Regions from separate parts of the Homo sapiens genome. Here region 2 is linked to region 1. The links are chromatin contacts, found by Hi-C or POLR2A ChIA-PET in ENCODE. All regions are on one chromosome and are shown on one strand. Each heading gives the region's core, a stretch centred on a gene start or an enhancer-like site at or near the end of the contact. The rest is flanking DNA. Distances are from core to core; before and after follow the strand shown. Region 1 overlaps EBF1 (EBF transcription factor 1). Region 2 overlaps EBF1 (EBF transcription factor 1).

Evidence for each region. A loop is a pair of places that touch in the nucleus more often than their neighbours do. ChIA-PET counts read pairs that join two places held with the same protein, here RNA polymerase II (POLR2A). Pooled maps may share reads with other maps.
Region 2: a pooled map shows a loop between it and region 1 (2.6-fold over the local background). The contact joins two enhancer-like sites. A Hi-C loop is called at or near these places in 3 of 37 single-sample maps with no recorded cell type and 2 of 50 pooled maps. POLR2A ChIA-PET finds 5 or more read pairs at or near these places in 1 of 52 experiments (WTC11).

Annotation. Positions count from the first base shown.
Region 1 is chr5:158,749,706-158,754,560 of GRCh38, reverse strand. All of the region lies in intron 10 of EBF1 (EBF transcription factor 1), which reads left to right. Among named protein-coding and RNA genes, the nearest start is that of LINC02227, 340 kb to the right of the region's middle. RefSeq lists a silencer at 1,995-2,114. Within about 2 kb of position 2,065, at least 2 of the 41 ENCODE cell types and tissues checked have a DNase peak (open chromatin) inside an H3K27ac peak, as active enhancers do.
Region 2 is chr5:159,031,816-159,036,670 of GRCh38, reverse strand. The region is part of intron 6 of EBF1 (EBF transcription factor 1); the gene reads left to right. Among named protein-coding and RNA genes, the nearest start is that of EBF1, 66 kb to the left of the region's middle. Within about 2 kb of position 1,955, at least 2 of the 41 ENCODE cell types and tissues checked have a DNase peak (open chromatin) inside an H3K27ac peak, as active enhancers do.

The DNA.
Region 1 (4,855 bases), core at 816-3,315:
ATTTAAGAGTAAACCATATCACTTGCTTCCTTCTCAAGATGGCCTTGTGTGGATTCTTATGTTATTGAAGCTTTGGAGCATTTTGCTAGGAAATTCTTTCCTTCTATTGCAACATCGTGGCGATCAGGCTGCACTGTCAGTTGAGCACTGGGGACTGAGATGTTTGTGAATGCTGTGGTCAGTCAGGTCTGAGTTCAATGAAAAGTCATTGCCTGAGGGTTGCATAACTTGATTGCTACAGGTAGAGAATGGCCTTTCACCAACACCAAAGATTTATTGGCTTTTGGGTGGGAAAAGTCAGCTTTTATATTTCAAGAGAGTAAATCATCTCTTGTTAATTGTGAAGCCTTTAAAGGCTATTTAGGATGGTGAACTTCTGCTAGAGCTTCATGCAGTAATATGTAAAATATGTAGTTGACCAGAAGTTTACAGTTTTGACTAATAGAAGTATTAGTCAATGGGTAATACTTCAAGTTTGCCAAGTCCCAGCTTATAACTGGACCTTCATAAGCCAGCCTCATGTTCTAACAGTCAGAAGCACTCTAGACTTGCAACTTTAAACCCTAGTTAGAAAAAAAATTAGCAAATACTATATTTTAGCCAGAAAAAAAAAATCTAGGGCTACAACATTTTACCAGGGACTCATGTTAACATTTGGTCTACAACAACTTTGTTTATAGAATACTCATGCAGGTAAGTTTTGTGGTCGTCACAATCTGTCTGAAAGTAAACATTTTTGGAAGTAGAAATTTGAGAAAGCTATGGTGGTGCTATTTAGTAACATAGGCCATGGAGAATTTGGTCAATGAAGATCAACAACTTTGATGAAATAGTTTTTGCCTGAATAATGAATAATTTATTTTGCCTAACAGTCTACATTGCTAAAAAGGTGAAAGCAGTGGTCAATTTAATGAAGAAAAGTGCATTCACTCAAAGTTTTTGGCAGAAAGGAGAAAAAATATCTGGTTGATTGATTTCCTTATTTGCTTTCCAGCTGGTGGTTTTGGTGTGGTCGAGACACTTCATGGGGTTCCTGCCTTTAGTTATGCTAGTTGTAGCAGACCACTACCTTGAATCAAGAAAGCATGTTGGTCTAACTCTAAGATTATAGCCAGAACCCATCAGAGGGCTAGAATTTCTTTCCACTAAAAGTTCCTTTATAAATTCTTGTGTTTTGTTGTGTTTCTAGGTATATGTTTAAATGGTTTCAAAATTGATTGCTTTTAATAGTTCTTTTGTTGTTGCTGACAGTTGTGGAGAGAGTAAGATGGAGATACACAAAGCCTTTTCTTATTAACAGATTTCCTGTTATACATGTATTAAGATTGTCGGCTTCTACTCCGGTATCCTTTCCTTCTAGCTTGCTTCACCAGAGGGAGAAAGACTAGCTCAATTATATTATCCTGTTAGATTGCTTAAATCATGTTTAGATAAAAAAAAATTACTTTCTGCTTTCTTACTATAGTTCATGATTTCCATTTTGTAAGGCATCTTTTCTAAATTTTGTGCTTTATTATTTTTGCGGTGTTGAGCGAGCGAAAACAAACTCTAGTTCATAATTCACTTTAAAGAACATACCCTTTCTTTCTATTTTCTTGTTAAAACCAAATTGTGTGCAATTTGTAGGAAATTGAAACCACATTTTTCACTTAACTTTCCAAAATTAAAATTTATGGGGAAAAAGAAGCAATAAAACAGTTACAATCTGGTCATCTATAATTATCTGTGTGGTGTGAGCAGTTCCACATTTGAAAAATGTGACACGGATAACTTATCAAGATTTTACAACCGTGGGACATTTCACTTCTTATTTGCTGCATTGGAGCCAAGATCTCCACAAAATGCTGAAAGTTACCACTGTCAGTTTGAAAGTTACATGTGTGAAGAGGAGCTTTGAAATGTATAGAAAACAATGGACAGTATCTAAAAACAGTTGTTTTCCTCCCTCACTCAGTAACGAAATGTATTACAGTAAAAATTTGCCATTGTAGACTGTTCTTATTTCCAGTATTGTTCTTGATTTCAGTTACTTTAACATTCTCTTGTCACGCTCTACTGGGTAGGAGAAAACCACAGAACTAGTGAGATGAACCGTCTATTTCTGTTTATTGGTGCTGCCATTGCTGTCTTGGTATCTCCATTTCTAAAGCTTTCTGCATCTTTATAGATTTCCTAAGAAATGGATCCTTGAAGATATTCAAGTCCTAAGCTGTGCTTTTTTTTTTTTTTTTTTGGAATAAATACTTTTTCCCCTTTTAATCTTGCCATCTAATTGTTTCTAAGTTATAATAGTAAAAAGTTTTAGATTCTAAGAAATTTGATACTTCAATCCTAGTTCTTAATAGAGGGAAAGTTCATTTAACAATGGCTCCTTTGTGGAAATATAATCATATTTAGACAACTTGATGCAGCTGTGGTGAAGTCATTCATTTGTGTTTTCATTCAGTAAACTTTTATTGAGTATCTATTTAGTTTCACATCTTCTGTTAGAATCTAAATATAGAGTGGGGAACAAAACACTACAAATAGTACTGCACATAGTAATTATTCCCTTGAACCTTAGCATCATCAACATCATTCTAGATAAAAATGTATGGATGGACAGATCTTTGGCAGTATAAAAAAACCATCTAAAACCACTACAATCCTGAGTCTCGACTTAAGCTCAACTGAAATTGCACCCTTGCCTCAGCAACTTACAAATGCTCAAATGTTTTATAAATATTTTGGCCATGTCCATTTCTTTATTTGTAAGTTGATTCTGATCAATATTATCAGAATTTTAAAGATGTATTCATTTAATGGATAAGTACTTATTGTATAACGTAGTCTTCTAAGTGTTTTACAAATATTTAGCCCATTGAATCCCTGAACATCTCTATAGGGAAGGCACTTGACTGTCCTGATTCAACAGGTAAGGAGACTGAGACATAGATTAAGCATTTGCCAGAGTTACTCAAGTGGAGGAACCTGGCCAGACCGTCTGACTCCAGAATTCATCCTCTTAACTGTTCCACTGTACTCTTTCCTCAGTACTTTGGTATTTCTATAACTACGTATGTCTTTTAAAAGTGTGATGATCCCTGAGTGTATGACGCTTGGACACATCTGGTAGGATTCTGCAGACAGCTTACTCTGCCTGTAAGTGGAGAGGTTCCAAAGAGGCATCAGTAAAGGAGTCCCTGGCATGTGATGGCCCTCAGGTCATTATGAGCCAGGGGCAAACGCAACATGTGTCCTACCTTCCATTCATTCTAAGTTGTTCATTCGCCCGTCTCTCTAATACGTGCTTAGATATAAAAATAATATGTGCTAATTTAGAAAATTTAGAGAAAAACAGGATAGAATTTAAGGAGTTCAAATCATCCAATAGCCATCACCCAGAGTTGACCACTAAAAAGATTTTTGTATATTTCTTTCATATTTTTCTATACATAACAAATATATATGAACATTTTCTTCGTATTTGTGGTTATACTGTATATGTGTTTACACACACACAGTTTTATATCCTGTTTTTTTCACATAGCCTAATAAGCATTTTCCCACGCATTAAAATTTCTTCATAAACATGTTAATAGGCTGCATCATCTCCCACAGTGTGGATTTACTATATTTATTTATCCATTCACTATTGCTAGAAATTTAAGTTGTTTTATTTATACTCGTATAATGATACAATCTTTGCTCTTTTCTCTAACTTTGATGCTTTAAAAACCATAGTAATTTGTGGTAACTAAATGTTCTATCCCTTTATGAAGATTTTTTTTTAAATGCCCTAAATGATTTTTTTTTGCAAGTGGTAGATTTTTAAAAAAAACTTTTGAAATAATTTTTTCATATAATGCTTTTATTATTTGCACTATAAAATGATGCTATAAAATATAGAGTAGAAATAAAATATGCCCAAGTGTCCACATGAACTCACAATTAGTCTAGGAAATTATATCTAGCCGTAAAGTGAGAATATTAAAGCTCTTGTATCTATATTAATACAATCAGCCATACTTTTTAATGATAAGTATTTAATCTATCAGTCTCCTCTCTCTTTTTTATCACCCAGTTGCAAACTAGATTCATTTTGGATAATTACCTTTGGTACTAAATGTATATTATCTGCCCAGTTAGGAAATAGATCAGAGGGAATTCATAAATCAATAGTAATAAAGTAAACAGAGAGAATGGAATCTATTTCCTCTCTTATCATTTGTTTGAACCCATGCTACTAAAGACAGGGACCCTGTCTAATGGATGTCGGACAGAGGACCACAAGTAAACCCCACTGGGAACAGCTCTCCTTTAAGAATTGATCTGATATTTCAGGAAATATCTTATTGTTTGAATATTATAATGGTAGGTGCTTAATGACAACTACGATGCTTTGACTTCTGCTGTTTACAGAATTGATTTCAGTTTCTCTTTCAATGTTTTTGTATCTATTCCTGGATGCACCTCCTTTCTCTCCAACCTCTTTCTAGCCTTCATAAAACAATTTTTGACAGAGCATTAATGTTAGATTTACCAGTGTTATGCTAACCACAATCTCATTGTCCAAAGGGAGATAAAAATCCAGTGTCCCATACTGTTGACTACAAAAGAGGCTCTCTGTAGTTTCAATGTTGATGTCATCATGAGAAAAGATAATTCAATACTCAGAGTGGGACCTGTACCTCTACTTCAGCACAAACATGGGAGAGTTAGTTTACCTTGCCCAGACCTCTAAATATTCTAGCAGGCTAATGAAACTCTGAGAAAAGGTATGTCCAGCCTCCCTTGTTGATATGCTAAATCCAACAGCCAAGAAAATATTCCTGCCGTGTAAAAGAAACTCATCACTGCTATTATTCAGTGTATA
Region 2 (4,855 bases), core at 706-3,205, 280 kb before region 1:
TCTTTAATCCATCTTGAATTGATTTTTGTATAAGGTGTAAGGAAGGGATCCAGTTTCAGCTTTCTACATATGGCTAGCCAGTTTTCCCAGCACCATTTATTAAATAGGGAATCCTTTCCCCATTTCTTGTTTTTCTCAGGTTTGTCAAAGATCAGATAGTTGTAGGTATGCGGCGTTATTTCTGAGGGCTCTGTTCTGTTCCATTGATCTATATCTCTGTTTTGGTACCAGTACCATGCTGTTTTGGTTACTGTAGCCTTGTAGTATAGTTTGAAGTCAGGTAGTGTGATACCTCCAGCTTTGTTCTTTTGGCTTAGGATTGACTTGGCGATGTGGGCTCTTTTTTGGTTCCATATGAACTTTAAAGTAGTTTTTTCCAATTCTGTGAAGGAAGTCCTTGGTAGCTTGATGGGGATGGCATTGAATCTGTAAATGAGGAGCTGATCTTCTTATCAGAAGCAAGGTATCTAAAAGTGCCAACCCATCCCTGATGCGACAATTGAGCAGTTGAAGTGCAACTCTGAAATTCTTCTCTTCTGATCTCTCAATCACTGTCTTCAGTCTTTTATCCTGCATCACAAACTTTATCCCTTACTCTGCACCCATGAAGCCAATATTCCCTAAGAACCAAGTCTCTCCTGAGAAAGGCAAGGTGATATGAATAGAGTGAAATAGTTTCATGTCCCCCACCACTGGGGGTCAGGAAAGGAGAACTTCCCTTTTAAATCTTTGGGGAGATCAACCCAAGGACTGAATCTTTTAATGGTAAAGTTCAAGGTCCTTCGAACCCCAAAAGGAGATTTTAAGGGAGTGAGTGATTATCACAATACTTTTGTGCATGCATGACCCTGGGAAGGGCAATAATTTGGAAGGCAAATTCTGTTTCCTCACATTCTTCAGCCTCTCCATTCATAAAACAAGTCTGAAAAGTGATTTCTTGCCTACCCATATAAAATAATTTGGGATCTGATAAAAATGATAATGTCAGTCAACATTGCTTATGTGACAACAGCTGTTGTCATCCTTATGTATAGGTGAGGAAAGCTGAAGCTTAGCGAGGTTGGATGAATTGTACAAAGTCTACAGCTAGTTTGTAGAAAAACTGGGATTTGAATCCAGGTAGTTTAATTTCAGCCTCTAAGTATGAAACCATCACTCTGTACTGCCTCCTTCAAATATGGTCCAAGATCCTTCAATCCTGTGATTTATAACGTCAAATTTCTGCTGATAACTTAACCTTTGGTATCATTTAACATCTAGAGCTGCCAAATAGATTTTCTGACTTTAAAACTCTTGGTTTCTTCCTGGCATTTACTTTTCACTTATTTTGGTGTTTTTTTAATTTATTATTTATTTTTTATTTTTTACCAATGTTCCATTTAGCAGAAGTAAAACAGAAAATTTTTGGTGATTTAGAGATGTTTCCCTTCTTGTAAGCTTTCAGTCACTGATGGCTGATGAGCCTTTGGATTTATTGCTCCCCTGATGAAATGGTGGTCTAAACTCAGCTGCCTTGGTTCTCGTTCTCTCTCTCTCTCTCTTTCTTTCTCTTTCTTTCCCCCTGTTTCTGATGGCTTCAATCAGTCAATAATGTAATTAGGCCACAAAAATAGAGAAAACCAGTGGCTTCTGGTTTATTTTTTGATTTTCTAGTAGGAAATACCCCTAATCCTTGATGTTCTCTTGCATATATTTTCCAAAGAGCACCATGTGAAGCCAGATTTTTATTGACTGGTCTTTGTTTCTCAACATGAGGGGAAAAATGGGGATAGGGCATTGTCCTGGTTGGACAAGGTAGGCAGGAAGCATCAGGCAGCAGGATCTTGTGCCTTGCTCTTGGTTTTTATTACCTGGAGCTCCATCATGAGTCTCAGGGTGGATTGAAATCTTGCATTGAGGCCAAAAGTGAAAGGAAAACCAGGACAAAGAAATCTGCAGGGCAAGGGGTGGGGCTTGGTTAGCAAGAGCAATGGAAAACAACGACAATGAAGTAGCTTGTAGCTTGCTGCCTAATGTGTGTAAAGCGATGGTACAGGCAAGATGGAGTTAATTCAATAAAATAAATATAAAATACTCTCTCCTCTGTCAGGCCTCGCTGGAAGCAGGTCAGGGGTCACTGAGCCGCTTCACTGGAGCACTAATCGATTTGCTGTCAAGGTGGCCTGCTGGGGTTTCAAGCCAGAGAGGAATTGAGAGGCGCTCTGGCCCAATTTCCATAATTGCTCACTGCCTTTAGTGTACAACCTTTTATGAAACACAAAAAATATATCATGGAATTGTATTGATTAGCCATTGGGCTGAATAATTCACTTAGTATTTATTACCTGACCCCAAGAGGTTAAATAAATCCACTATCTAACTTGGGTTTGTGAGAAATATTACTTATTCATTGAAATGTGGGCTGTTTATTGCACAATAGGCCTGTATCTTTGTTTCTTGATTTTGCAATCAAGATTAACCCTTCTTGCATTTTAGGGCCAACAAGTCAAAAAAAGCATAGTTTGAGTGCTCCCCAAAATAAGCCCAATAAAATCAATGCTGAATATCCCTTTGAAGCAGTTTTTTTGATGTTGAATTTTAGTCCTTTGAGTCAAATTTCAAGATGGCCTCAATGTATGGATGCCAATGAAATATAGATGCAAGCCTGGTTTTCACTGCAAACACTACATATTATAATAACAGATGTAATAATAGTGATGACATCTAAGCCCATTTTTATTACACCATTTTTGGAAAGCTTACCCTATTACATTAAACACCCATAAATTAGATGTCCCAGGAGACAAAGGGGTGTAGGAGGTCGTTGGGTAGAATGAAGACTTTTTTGGTCTTAAAGAGGAATCAATCCTGGACAGATAACTGATATTTATTCCAGAAAAAAAGCTAATTTTCAGTAACTTGAAAATATGATGGAATTTTATCTGTAGGGCATTTTATGCATTTGTAAACTTTGGGGCAATCATTAATTATTTACCAGCCAATGGCATTTGCACATTTCTGTTACTCTGAGCAGTAAATCTGTTTTGATGTGCTATGCATCCCAGGCACAACTACATGACATTCAAATCTAATTATGTTCTCAGTTGCCATGAGCTCTCACTGTCAAGATACAACCCTTCCTTAACTCCCTCCGAAAAAGACGTTTTAACTTTTGTGTAAAGTCTTTCTTCAGTTTCCTGTCTGCATCCTCTAGCATCTCAAAGCATTGTTTTTGAGGTTTAATGGAATTTGTTGTAGGTCAAGGAAAGGAAGCCATGTGAAGCTTTTTTTCCCCTCTCTTCAATGAAAGGGAAAGGAAAAAAACATTCATTTGAGTTCAGAGCTAACTATGTTTGTTGATCATTTAGCATTTCTGTATCCAGGATCTAATCTTACGATTAATGGTAGGAAAAGCTGGGGCTCTGGAGTTATGCTCAGAATCTGCCTTTCCTGTGCTGCGGAGTGGAAGGAAGGGATGGCTGCAAAGCGGGTAAACGTGTGCAGAACTTCCTAAAGCATGCTCAGGTGCACCCCACTTCCCGCTTCCAGGCGGCTGCTCCTGTGAATTTGGGCATTACATTTAATTTCTGTGTTCCATGTTACCATGATTTGTTGATTATCATTTTGGAAATTTTCAAGTTTGGGTTTTGGTGTTTGGTCTCTATATTTAGTTTGGGGGTGGGGGCGGATGTGGGAGGGTGGAGAAGGTAGAGGAGGGAAAGAGAGACAGAATAGAATACTTGATTTTTTTTTTAAGCAAGGTTTTAAGTCTTGCTTTCCTTCCCCTCCCTTCTCTCTGTGTGGGGCTCCTTTAAATAGAGAACATAGTTAACAAAATGACTTGAGAGCTCTTGATAGCCTCTTGAGATAATTTGGTTGTAAGCACTGAGCAAAATACATTCTTTGGATATACTCATTTCAAGTGCTAATCATGAATGTTAAATTTTTAAGGAAGCCAATGTCATAATACTGTTCATGACAATTCCAAAATAAATATTAGTGAGATGCTTTGAAGGGAGAGGGTGGTTTCGGAGAGATAGGGAGACAGACAGACTCTGGTTTATGTTTCCATAGAATTCTTCTATAATGTAACCCGGAATCTGCCATAAGGCACAGGATTTGCCTATGTTTAAGAATAACAATGTATAGAAAAGAGATCTGTTGAAGAGGCTAGAAATAATCACTCGGTTTTATGCAGCTTTATGTAATAGTCCAAGGAAACTAAGAGCTGATCGAGGAGCCAGTGGCGTGTCTTGATTTCTAAATATAACCATTTTGAATGGGTGAGGGAAATCCCTTCCTATGCAATAAATATAATGGAAAGGGCCTAGTCTTTGAAATCAGATGGCCCTGGGTTTGAATCCTGGCTACCACTTGTACCTGGAAAAATTAAGTAAATTATTCTGTTTTTTACATTTGTACAACGGAGATAATCATACCTATACTCACAGGATTTTGGACTGAGGATTTAGGAATCAGGATTACAGGAGATGATTCTGGCACAAATTAATGTATAAATAAGTGGTAGTTGTTCTATTGTTATTCTTCAGAAAATTAAACAGGGCATTTGTTACACCTGTTGATATTGACTGGACATTTTGAGACTCTTCTTGGTGGAGATGCTAAACTGAAAACAACCTACACATACCAGAGCATCCAAGAATGTATTCACCAGGTAACCTAGAAGAAATACATAGTTCAACATTTGAAAATTTTTTTTTATCATTAAAATTCCTTCGAAGACGGGAGGAGTGTGGCTGATTTGCAACTGCACCCACAAAAGATGGCGGGTTTTGTTTTATATTTTAACTAAAAGTGGTGAAGATTTTCCAACTGTTCTATTTTTACAAATTTTAAAAGTTTCATTGCTGGGTTA